Linked DNA regions of Homo sapiens: regions 2 and 3 are each linked to region 1. Evidence: chromatin contacts called from ENCODE Hi-C or POLR2A ChIA-PET data. All regions are on one chromosome and are shown on one strand. The core of a region is the stretch at or near the end of the contact, and the rest is flanking DNA. Distances in the headings are between cores, read along the strand shown.

The links. A loop is a pair of places that touch in the nucleus more often than their neighbours do. ChIA-PET counts read pairs that join two places held with the same protein, here RNA polymerase II (POLR2A). Pooled maps may share reads with other maps.
Region 2: a map with no recorded cell type shows a loop between it and region 1 (9-fold over the local background). The contact joins the enhancer-like site here to the promoter of KIAA0232 in region 1. A Hi-C loop is called at or near these places in 1 of 168 maps with a recorded cell type or tissue (CD8-positive, alpha-beta T cell), 8 of 37 single-sample maps with no recorded cell type and 11 of 50 pooled maps. POLR2A ChIA-PET finds 5 or more read pairs at or near these places in 1 of 52 experiments (T-cell).
Region 3: a loop to region 1 is called in a pooled map, with 2.2 times the contacts of the local background. The contact joins the enhancer-like site here to the promoter of KIAA0232 in region 1. A Hi-C loop is called at or near these places in 2 of 50 pooled maps. POLR2A ChIA-PET finds 5 or more read pairs at or near these places in 6 of 52 experiments (CD4-positive, alpha-beta T cell, IMR-90, PC-3 and 3 more).

What each region holds. Positions count from the first base shown.
Region 1 is chr4:6,780,875-6,784,804 of GRCh38, reverse strand. KIAA0232 reads right to left here and starts at 2,078. Exons shown (of 10, transcript NM_014743.3): 1 at 1,964-2,078. RefSeq lists silencers at 989-1,758, 1,819-2,698.
Region 2 is chr4:6,962,528-6,966,457 of GRCh38, reverse strand. The region is part of intron 2 of TBC1D14 (TBC1 domain family member 14); the gene reads right to left. Among named protein-coding and RNA genes, the nearest start is that of TBC1D14, 55 kb to the right of the region's middle. RefSeq lists an enhancer at 2,004-2,243. Within about 2 kb of position 2,262, at least 9 of the 41 ENCODE cell types and tissues checked have a DNase peak (open chromatin) inside an H3K27ac peak, as active enhancers do.
Region 3 is chr4:6,925,131-6,929,060 of GRCh38, reverse strand. All of the region lies in intron 2 of TBC1D14 (TBC1 domain family member 14), which reads right to left. Among named protein-coding and RNA genes, the nearest start is that of TBC1D14, 17 kb to the right of the region's middle. Within about 2 kb of position 1,765, at least 12 of the 41 ENCODE cell types and tissues checked have a DNase peak (open chromatin) inside an H3K27ac peak, as active enhancers do.

The sequences.
Region 1 (3,930 bases), core at 829-3,328:
TCTACTTCCTATGGAAATAAATAAGAATAATATTCTCCCTTCCCTTCAATGTTTAAAAACTGGCATTTCACTGATGTAACGGGCTTACATAAAAACCATTATACCCAAGGAAGCTGTAAACCACTTTTTGAATGATTAAAAATGCATTATTTAGCAAGTACAGCAATTGAATCTGAGTTATAAGATATATTAAGTGAAAGGAGCTTCTATAGATATGCAAAGGCACACTCTCGGAAATAGGTTCTGTCATAAGGAAGCGACATAGAGATCCTGAGACCTATTTAAGAATGGTTCAATCCAAAATAACTGATGGAAGAATATTTGACCTTGAGGATGCAGAGTGATAGAATCCGCTCCTCCTCCCCCCCCGCCCTCACCCGCCTTTAAATTCTAAGTCCACGAAATGGTCAAAGTGTTCTGGAACGGGTCTTATTTTGCATAGGAAGAATCTAGCTTGGGCATTTTACCGCACAGTTTTATCCACAGCATCGCCTATTACCAAAACTGCTTGTCCCTACCCCCTCACGAGCTTTCTAACAGTTTTTAAAACAAGACCCAGAAATGTAAAATCCCTTCTTAGGAACTTGAACAGTAAGTCAAAGTATCCAACCCAGGTAATTATTAGCAAGAACTACATTTATATAATTTTTTCCAAAGAATCTCGCATGCCTCCTCTCCGCTGAATCTCCCTCCTGTTTTTAACTGGGTTAAATCTTTATAGCTTGCCTATAGAGGACAAAAACGGAAAGGTGGCAAAAAAGAAATCAAGACAGTTCTGCCATGATTTAGGGGTCTGTACCAAGAGTTCGGCAGGTCCTGTCACCTGCGCACCACAAGACGCAAGCTGAATTCTAGGGCAAGACGAAGCATTCCAACACGACACACACTGGTTTCTCCAGCGGGAAGAAGCAGAGAGCTCTAGAAATGCCGGCTGCAGACGCGTATTGTTGGAAAGGAGCCGGATCAGGCCCCGCAGCAACTCGGGGCGCCCTCGCGACAGGGTTTGCCGCGCAGCGCACGGATGACTGTGGGCCTGTCACTCCTAGCTCCAGCTGTAACCTTCGCCAAACCTTGCGCCGCACCGGCCCCGCCCGCCAGGCCCGCCCCCCGCGCCGCGCCCCGCGCCATAGGCCGGCGCGCCAGTCGCTCAGCCGGCCTCCCGGCCCCGCCCGCCTGCGGCCCTCCTCCCCCGCCCGGCGGTTTTCCCTTCCCGGGGCCCCAAAAGGACAATGCTGGAGGGGAGGGGAACGGAGGGAACGCGAGCGAGCGGCCCAGGCTGCCGGCCTGACCCCGCTGCCGGGGACGCCGGGCGCCTCCCACCGGCCGAAGCCTTCCTCCCGCGCCCACTTTCGGGGCTCTACGTCCTATCAAGTCTAAGCACCCCCGCCTCGTCTCCCCTAGAAGAGCCGCCCCGGCGCGGCGACACCTGCCCCAGGCAGGAGGCAGCCAACGGCAACCCATTGTGCGGACTCATCGTCCACAGCCCACCCGGGCGCAAGAGCCGCAAGCTGGTGTCCCGGCGTCCTGGGGTCGGGGCGGGGGTCCCAGGGCCCACAGCTCACCCGCACGCCCGGGCACCACCAGGATCGGGGCCGGTCAGGCCTCCCTCGGCTGGCCCCGGAGCCATCAACAGCGGCCCGGTCTCCCTTAGGCTGGCCCCGGAGCCATCAGCGGCGGCCCGGCCTCCCTCAGGCTGGCCCCGGAGCCCCCGGCGGCGGCCCGGTCTCCCTCAGGCTGGCCCCGGAGCCCTCGGCGGCGGCTCGGCCTCCCTTAGGCTGGCCCCAGAGCCCACGGCGGCGGCCCTGTCTCCCTTGGGCTGACCCCGAAGCCTTCGGCTGCGGCCCGGCCTCCCTCGGGCTGGCCCCGGAGCCCCACGGCGGCGAGCGTCCGGCCTCCCCGGCCCGCGCCCACCCGGCCGAGGGGCTGCTCCGCGCCCTCCCTCCCCGCCGCCTGCCCGCAGTACCTGCCGAGGCTGCCGGGCGGCGCGGCGGCCGGCGGGGGCGCCTCTCCTCTGGCTCCGAGGGGCTGCGGGCGGCTGCCGAGCGCCGGGCGGCCCTGGCCTGCGCCTTACGTAAAGCGGCGGCGGCGGCCCCAGCGCCACTCCGCGGAGGGCGGGAGGCGGCGCGCCGGGAGCCGCTCCGCTCCGTTACCCGGCAACTGGCCTCAGCGCCCCGCCAACCAGGGGCGCGCTCCATATCCTTCCGCCCGGGTGCCGGGATTACATCAGCGCCGGCCGGTCCCCGCCCCTGCCCCTCCCTCCGGCTGGGCTGCGGGCGCGCGCGGGCGGTGGGCCGCGGGCTGACGGCGCGAGGGGACAGGCCGGGGCTGGTGCCTGGCGGGTGGGGGTCTAGGGCCCGGGACGCGCCGTGCAGCTTGGCCGGGGCGGCGGAAGCCGCTGGGAGGTGAGAGGGCAAGCAGTAGAGAGGGCAGGCAGGAAGCGGGAGCCCCCCAGCGTGCTGGGCGTCGGAGAGGAGACGTCTCCCGCGGAGGGGCACGTGGGACTGCCCTCGGCAGAAGCCCCCGAACTCTGCCGCCGCGCCCCGCCCCCGGCCCGCGCTGGGGAAGTGGGGCTCGGCGTGCACGGCCCCGCCCGCGGCCCGGTGCAGCCCCCGCCTTCCCGGGCTCGCGCGCCACCTGTCCGCGCCCCCTCCTCGCCGCGTCCTGGGATGGCTGGAGTAGGCGGCTTAAAATAAAGACTTTAATTTTTTGTTGTTGTTGTTAAGGAACCCAGAAGACAAGCTAAAGAAATGTGACATGGCTCTTTTTTTATTAACTAGGCAAAAATAAATTCTGGAAGCTTCGAAAGTGGAAACCAAAAATGTGCATTAACCTTTTAATCAAAGTGTCTTCACAGCCACCTACCTTCCCTAAATGTGACTCCTAGGCCTGTTCTAAAAAAGCAAATAAGTATCATGGACCTGGAAAAGGAAGGGAGATTACTTAGAAGAAAGAGGTCCAATGGGAGGAGTGACTTACCTGGGGTCATTTGTTCATTTATGCAGCACCCACTAGGTGCCAGGCACTATGCTTTTCTGTTCAGAACCTGTTGGAGAATTTCCTGCACCAGCTCACGGGCTTGTGGGAGAAGCAGATGCTGAAACACTGGAGAGGGGTCATCTGCTGAGTTGGCTAGATGCTCCATGCATCCATGGAAGGACAAACCGAGGAACTGTCGCTTACGTACTATCTACAGAGTGTTTTTTCTGCGAACATATCTTTTTGTTCTTTACAAAAATCGTGGGACAAATCTTTGTCATCCGCATTTAACTGGTGAGGAAGCTGAGGCTGAAAGAAAGTGATTTCACCCAAGCCTGGCTGCTACCGAGTGGACAGGGCCTTCTGACCTTGCTAAACCACCTCTTGCAGGAGACAGAATGTGAACCCAGGCTCCTGGCTCTGAAATATGGGGTTTCGTTTCCTTTACACTACTGTCTCCCTTAACCAGTTTGCTTCTAATTGTATTCTCTGAGCATTCGCTCAGGTGAATGTATATCGTCATAAATCACACGTTCATTCAGTCAGTTTCTTCTGAGTGCTTGTTGTGGACCTGGCTCAGTGCCGGGAACGCACAGTCCCTGTGCTCCTGGAACTCAAACTCTAAAAACAGTGTCGAGAATGGAAAGGGTATGGGAAATCCAGGGCCACTTGGGAGTAGAGGAGGGGAGAGTAGCAGAGCTTCAGAGCCTAGTTCACAGGTGCCTCCAGGCTCCAGGATTTCACAGACCAAAGTATGGGGGATTTGCAAAGGATGGTCAGCTTTTGATTTTTGCTACATTGGTGACATATCTGTCATCTACATCATATTTTACAAAAGAGTATTAACAGCAAAATTTTTTGAAAAGTAATAACAGTATATCTCAGTTCTGAAGAAAGGAAACACGGTTGGCACCTGTATAGTGACACACACACACACACACACACACACAGAGT
Region 2 (3,930 bases), core at 1,013-3,512, 180 kb before region 1:
TATCATAAAAAGAAAGTTACTCATGAGATGATCACAAGGTCTTCTCTCCAAAGAACATGTAAACAAAAGTTCCAAATAACACAAATAAATCCCAACTAGTAGTATTAACACAAAATAAAATTTTGGAATGCACTGTATCAATGCATTCATTAAAAACAAATGGCTTCCAGGACTTACTAGAAAGTACAAGATGAGCCTGCAGCATCTTGCTGGACTAGAAAGAAAGTTCTCAAAGAAATACTGGGACGTGTCTAAAAGAAACAGTAGCCAGCCTGAATAGGCTCCCACTGACTCAATCTGGAACAATTTACTCATCCAAATAATGAGAACAATGGATTATAACTCACTGAATAAAAGAGAAATCCACTAGCCCATATAGGTACAAATAAACAAACATAGAAATTAATGGAGGAGGAGGAAAGCTCTTGGGAAGTCACCTAGTAAGGAGAGACCAATGGAGCTAGGAAATGATCAACAGATGCTTACACCAGTGGGGAAAGCTCAATGAGGAATGGATTTTTACACAGTTTGAAAGTGTCTCCTACAAATTCCTTATTAATTACATGAAGCAAAATAGTTAATCTTATGCCGGAGAAACCTGAGGGACACACCTCAGCCAAGTGATCAAAGCTAACATCACCAGCGAGGAGTGGTGGCTCACACCTATAATCTCAGCACTTTAGGAGGCCAAGAGTTTGAGACTCACCTGAGCAAGGTAGTGAGACTCTGTCTCTACACATAATCTTTTTAAATTAGCCAGGTACGGTGGCATGTATCAGCAGCCCTAGCTACTGGGGAGGCTAAGGCGATATCATTGGAACCCAGGAGTTCAAGGTTACAGTGAGCTATGATTACACCACCAGTCTGAGTGACAGAGCAAGACACTTGTCTCTATTTTTTAAAAAGCCAGGACAGATGGCACAGGACATCTGATCTGATGCATGGGGAACAACACACCAAGTCAATGGCGCTGATGCCCAAGAATGCATGACCTGAATCCAATCATGAAGAGAAGCAGACACACCCAGACTGAGACAATTTATACAATAATGGACCTATAAGCTCTCAAAATGTCAATGTCATGAAAACAAAGAAAGGCTGAGGAACTGTTTCAGATTAAAAGGACATGAAAGAGGGCCAGGTGCAGTGGCTCATGCCTGTAATCCCAGCTACTCGGGAGGCTGAGGCAGGAGAATCGCTTGAACCCAGGAGGCGGAGGTTGTAGTGAGCCAAGATCACACCATTGCACTCCAGCCTGGGGGCGACAGAGTGAGACTCTATCGCCAAAAAAAAAAAAGATTATTGGGACAATTGATGAAGTATGGTTACAGACTGTGGATTTGACAACAACATTGGATTAATGCTAAGTGACCTCATTTTGACAACTGTTCTGTGGTTACATAAGGGAATGCCCTTGTTCTTAGGAAATATGCTGATATATTTAAGGGTAAACAGACATGGTATCTCAAACTTACTCTTCTAATGGCACAGGAAAAAATATGCATATATACTATCACACGTAAAGAGAAGTAGAACAAATGGAGCCAAATGCACACAGTTGGTAAATCTGGTAAAGAATATATTGGAGTTCCGGGGGTTTTCTGCAGTTTTTTAGTAAATTTGAAATTTTATCAAAATAAAGTTACAGAAACTTTCAAAAAAATAAAACAAATAGTTTCACTGTTTCCTTCCTTTTCTGTTGTGGTTATAATCATTTCGGAAATAGTTTCATAGCCCAAGGTAATTTCTATTTATAAGAAATGGACTTTCACTATGATCGTGCCACTGCACTCCAGCCTGGGCGACAGAGCAAGACCTTGTTTCAAAAAAAGAAAGAAAAAGAAAATGAACTTTGAATTGTCTGAGATTCAATCCGTTTAACATCTAAGATTTCGCCATCAGTGAAGGACTTAGGCAATTAAACCAGGTTAAAACTTCAGGCAGTAGAAGACACTAAGAACCTGGCATCCAGAACTTGGGTTCACTAAGGGTATACATTTTGCTGAAGAGGCGTTGTCTGTCTCTGGGAAACTGCAGTCAGGAAGGGGAAGGCACCAGGATCCGGGACAGGCCTCTCTACTCTGGAGGGACAGGAGCTGCAGAGGGTGTAAGGAATGGACGGGAGAATTGCACAGAAGCCGCGGAGTGTGGGGATGTGCAGAAAGGAGAAGTCTGGGTGAGTGGCTCCCAGATTCGTGGTCTGGAAGGTTGAGCACAAGCTGGAGTGTTATTCACTGAAACGGGCTGGCAGGAGGACGACTAAGAGGAACAGAAACCTTGGTTTTTCAGGTCTCGGCTAACACTATTATTAGTCTGTACAAAGGTAGTGCAGATAAAAATTAATGTCAAAAATCAAAGTTGTGGCTGGGCACGGTGGCTCACACCTGTAATCCCAGTACTTTGGGAGGCCGAGGTGGGTGGATTGCCTGAGCCCAGGAGTTCGAGACCACATGGGCAACATGGCGAAACCTGTCTCTACTAAAAATACAAAAATTAGCCAGGCGTGGTGGCGCACGCCTGTAATCCCAGCTACTCAGGAGGCTGAGGCACAAAGAATCGCTTGAACCTGGGAGACGGAGGTTGCAGTGAGCCGAGATCACACCACTGCACTCCAAGCCTGGGTGACACAGTGAGACTCAGTCTCAAACAAAATCAAAGTTGCATGATTATTTTTAACATAAGAGCTTAGGCTCATATGATAGGCCATGACTTTTGAAAAGCTCATAAAAAGCATGTTGATATATTTTTTTGTGGGTTAGAGGCTGAAGTGCGACCCCAAAACAAGTCACTACAAGTGAAAAGGTGCTGTAGCCTGGGGTCTGGGCTGAAAGGACATCCTCCTTTCTGGTGGGGCAAGCCATCGGGAGTCCTGGCGTAGCTGTGGCCGGGCCCGGGAGGCCAAGGGGGAGCCAAGGAGCTGCACCTACTTGTCACATGACCAAACATCACTCTCAGGTCACGTGCAGTGAGAGAACACAGCTGGGCAGGAGCGAGCCTGGGCACTGCAGAGCCCATCTGCTCTGTCCCTTCAACATCTGTGCTGTCTGCCCGACAGGGAGACCACACTGGTGCTGCTGCTCCGGAGTCCAGCAGTCCCTCAGCTGCTGCTTCATGGGCTGTGTGGCCCGGTGAGTCAGCCCACCCTTTGACCTTCAGATGCTGAGCACACAATGGCCATAGCCACCATCTCTGACACTCACAGGAGACAGAACAGAGGGGCTGCTGGCTCCAAGCTTCCTCTTTTCACTATTTCAAATGCACCTGTCCCACCCCCGACATGGGAAGTCCTCGCACTTGCCCTCGGGGCATTCTGCAGAGCCCTCCCGGACCAGCTGCCGGGCCTGGGCTCCCCTGCTTCTGTTTCCAGGGCACAGGGCATTCCCTCCATTCTGTACCTATGTGATGGATCCATACCCTCTCCTCTCCACATGCCTTCACCTTCGGTGGGGTCTCCCAGAGGGCAGGGTAGAGTCACCTCTGCATCCCCAGGATCTACCCAGCATGCAGTAGGTTCTACACACGTCTGCTGGCAAATGGAGCAGCCACCGTGTGTGTGTGTGTGCAGGGGAGGCAAGTATAGGGCGATGAGGAGGCAGGACTGACATGCAAGGCACAGGGGTCAGGTAACGGGAGTGCAACCCAGACGAATCAAGGCCCGAGACTGAGAACTCAACAGAGGTAACCTCTCAGCAGGAAGGAGTCCCTCTGAAAAGAAGGGGTAATGGGCAGTGGGGGGCTGGGAGAGAGCAGGCAAGGAGTGGCAGACCACCACAACCTCCCTGGAGCAGGCTGAGAGCTGGGGGGTGGCCAGTAGGGGGTGAGGGCCATTTACCAACCCTGCCCCAGAGAATGCTGGACTCCTTTTGTTTTGCATCCCCAACAAAGGGCCCTTCAGTGGGAAGAAGAAACTCCTTTGTCCTATGGAGAAAA
Region 3 (3,930 bases), core at 516-3,015, 140 kb before region 1:
TCCATAATGCCAGGGCAAAGTCACCAGCAATATTAACAAACTGTTTGCACAGAAAAGGCATAGTTACAATGTTCCATCTCAGGTCACTAGAGCTAATTCTAAGATGGCCAAAGCAGGAGTAAATTACAGTCAGGCAACATAAAAACATAGACTAGACATTAACATGCTGCGATGTGCCCAGTGCGTCCCATGTATGTACATTTCCTCCCCATTTAATCCCAACAACCCTCAGAAGCATGAACTTGTTCCTATTTCCCTGTATCCTTGGACAAACCACTTAACCACCCCTTGCCTCAGTTTCCTCACATGTAAATGAAAACTCACGGTACTTACTTGAATTAGTCAGCTTTCAGTGCAGGATACAGAAACCCAGCTAATTTTTGTATTTTTAGTAGAAATGAGGTTTCACCATGTTGGCCAGGTTGGTCTCAAACTCCTGACTTCAGGTGATCTGCCCACCTCAGCCTCCCAAAGTGCTGGGATTACAGGCATGAGCCACCGCACCCGGCCCCCTCATATTAACTGTTTACAAGAGGTGCCATTACCCCATGTCACTCAAGTACACACTGGCGATCGCAGGGGCTAAGTGACCTCCTCAAGATCACACAGTACAAAAATGGCAGAACTGAGGTTCAAACTTGGGTCAGAGCAGCCCCTGCTCTCAACCACCAATATTCTTCTCTGCCTGTGAATTACACTTGGTGCCAGGGTGAACCAGACACAGGCTCTGCCCCCAAGGAGCTCCCAGCCAGGTCGGGAAGTGGTCCGGAAAAATCCATCATTCCAGTTCTTTAAACACAGCCAGGTGCCCCCACCTCCCAGCCTGCCACAAGCTGTTCCCTCTGCCCCACACCTTCACTGGGCAAGCTCCTGATCCTTCAATGCAGTTCAAACACTTCTCCTTAGCAAAGGGCACTCAGATTATCTGAGAGATCCGTAAAGGGGCTACACAAGAGACGATGTACTTGGTCAAATCTAATTCTCAACTTCCAGACCAATGTGGATTAGGAGATTAAACCCCTGGCTTCACAAAGCCCAACCCTATCTTCTGTGGAAAATAAACCCACCACAAGCATGTTACTGACTTTCTCTTACACTTGCTGTCTGGGTTTCTAAATAAATACTGTTAATCTACACTGGGCTCATATGATCCCTTAACATGGTCCCACTCTTCTACACAAATGAAAATCGTCCTCAAATTACATTAGTAAATTTCCTTCAAAGAAGCAAATCCCAACACTTATTCTCAAAGGCTGGGTGATTCTGTCAGCCCCTCCCTGGGGTATCTGGCAATGTCTGGAGACATTTTTGGCTCTCACAACTTGGGGAGTGCTGCTGGCATCCCGTGGGTCGGAGCCAGGGAAGCTGTAAGGCATCCTCCAATGCACAGGACAGCCGCCCACAACAAAGACGCATCTACCCCAAAACATCGGCCAGTGGGAGAGACCCTGCTCTTGACTTCAGCAAGAGCTTGACTGAAGCAAGCACAATATGGGAGTGAGAACTAGAGAAAGCTTTAGAAAAAGTATTTTTTAGAAATGATAATGTTTCTGTTAGAACCACAGAAAGCTACTACTTCCGGAGTGCCAAGAAGTTAAATGCTCTATTTGATCTCTAACCTTATACAGTAGTTTTATCCCCTACTTAAGGCTCAGAGAGGTAACTTGCCCAAGGCCCACAGCGATTAAATAGGAGGACTCACGAGAAACCCAGCCAGCATGAACTCCTGAACCAGCACTCTCGGCTGCGGTGCCACCCCCTCCCCACCCACAGTAACAGCACTTGTGCCCGCCCCCATAGCCCGTGAAATGCCTTATCTGTCTGCCCCATCAGACTATGAGCGCCATAAGGGGAGGGACTCTCTCTAAAGCTCAGGCTGGAGTCTGGGACAGAAGTGCTCATTACAGTGTGGGTGAAGGACAAATGCAAGCCGGGCCTGCGCTTCTGGGAGGCTGTGGTCAGGCTTGGCCAGCCCTCCTGTCACTCCCCTGCTCCCACCTCATCAAGCAGCCAAGGTCATCCCTGCCCGTCTCCACCCTTCCCTCCGAGCATGTTCTCCTAGACTACACTGTTCACACGTCCTTCCATAACCCAGAGACTGATTCACTGAGGACAAGGAAACCAGAAGGCAAGAGAGTGAGGGGACAAAGTGGGGAAACAGGATGGCTCAGAAGCCAGGGCTGGGAACCCCAGAGGACCAGCTCTAGCCCCAGCCCTGCCCTCAGCAAAGACTCACGATGCCCACAGTCCTCTGGGTACCTGCTGTGGGCCAGGCCCTGGGCTGAATTGATGAACATTCACTGTAACTCCATTTACTCACCTGTAAAATGTTTAGTGAGCTCTAAAGATTCTGGCACAGAAACCCTTTCCCCTCAAAGGAACTCTACATGGAAACTCTTCTCTAACATTTTTAAGACTCTAGGACAAAAGAACCCTAGACTCTGCCCATGTCATCACTTGTTTTAAGTCATTTTTCATTATATTCCATTATCTTCCCAAAGGTAGTTCAGAGAGGCTCACAATAACAATGTCACAGCCATCACAACGAGGATAAGGAACCAAGGAATAAAAGAAGAGACACTTGTTTCCTGCAGCACAAAGCTGAGTATGACTTCCAAGAAACGGTAGCTTTAGAAATGATCTAGAAATTGCATAACCAACGATGCTTCCTTTCAAAGGGGAAGAGAATCCAATATACACAGCTCAGTCAGCTGAATCACAACGGCGGCAGAAAGAGCAACGTGGCCATGATCGCCACAAGCAACTCATACTTAAAAGTTTACTACGTGTCTGGATCTGCATTAAATTTCTCACATGCTAACCCATTTTAATCCCCACTGCCACGGAAGGAAGGGCTCATTATCCCCACTTCTCAGGTGAGGCAGCGGAGACAGAACGTGCGAGGACAAAGGTGAGCGTGTGGCGTTCGTCAACAGCATAATGGGCACACGGGCCACGCTCCTCCGCGCACGGTTCTAGGGGTGAGAAAACTGACTGGGAGGTGAAGGAACTTGTTCAAGGGCACAGAGCTGGACATGGCACAGGTCGGTTGAATTCCAAAGCCACACTCCTTCCACCATGCTGTTTCCCGGCCAAACCCATTTCAAGCAAGGTTTCCCACATTTCTGAAAACCCATCCTCAGGCCCTTCTCGCTGAGCTTCTGATTCTGTATGTCTGGATGGATCCTGAGGTCCGCGTGGAACGGGTACCAGGTGTTGTTCATAAGCAGGGACAGTTGAACACACTCGTCTGAGCACGGGGAAGTTCCGCCACACAAATCTAACCACAGCAACACCGCGATATGGCTACAGCCTCAGAAGGGATAGTGACAAGATCTCCCCCAAAGTTCCCAGGTTCCTCCCACTGAGGGCAATCGCTGAGTTACTGCATTCTGAGACCAGGAACTGTGCTCATGGTACCAAGATACCTATCTGTCAGCACATTCGAGAAGAAAGTTTCCCGACAAAACCACAGACCACACCACAGATCATCTCACTCAGGACTGGCCTTAGGCTGGTCCGAGATGATCCCCTTTAGTTGATGAAGCAACTAAGGCAGTGGTAATGTGTTGGCCACAGTCAGAGTCGCCAGCTGACTCCAGCCGGCACACCACACCATCTCAAAGGGACACCCGGTACTGCAATGTCTGACGTGGGTTCTGCTAGAGACACACACACGGGGCAGCCAGGGTCAACTGCAGAAATGTTCCCACCTGCCAAGCCCCGGCCCCAGAGCCCTCCAAAGAGCAGCTATGGAGCAGATCACGATTCTTTTTTTGTTTGTTTGTTTTTTTGAGATGGAGTCTCATTCTGTCGCCCAGGCTGGAGTGCGGTGGCGCGATCTCGGCTCACCGCAACCTCTGCCTCCTCCTCCCAAGTAGCTGGGAATACAGGCGTGCACCACCATACCTGGCTAATTTTTGTATTTTT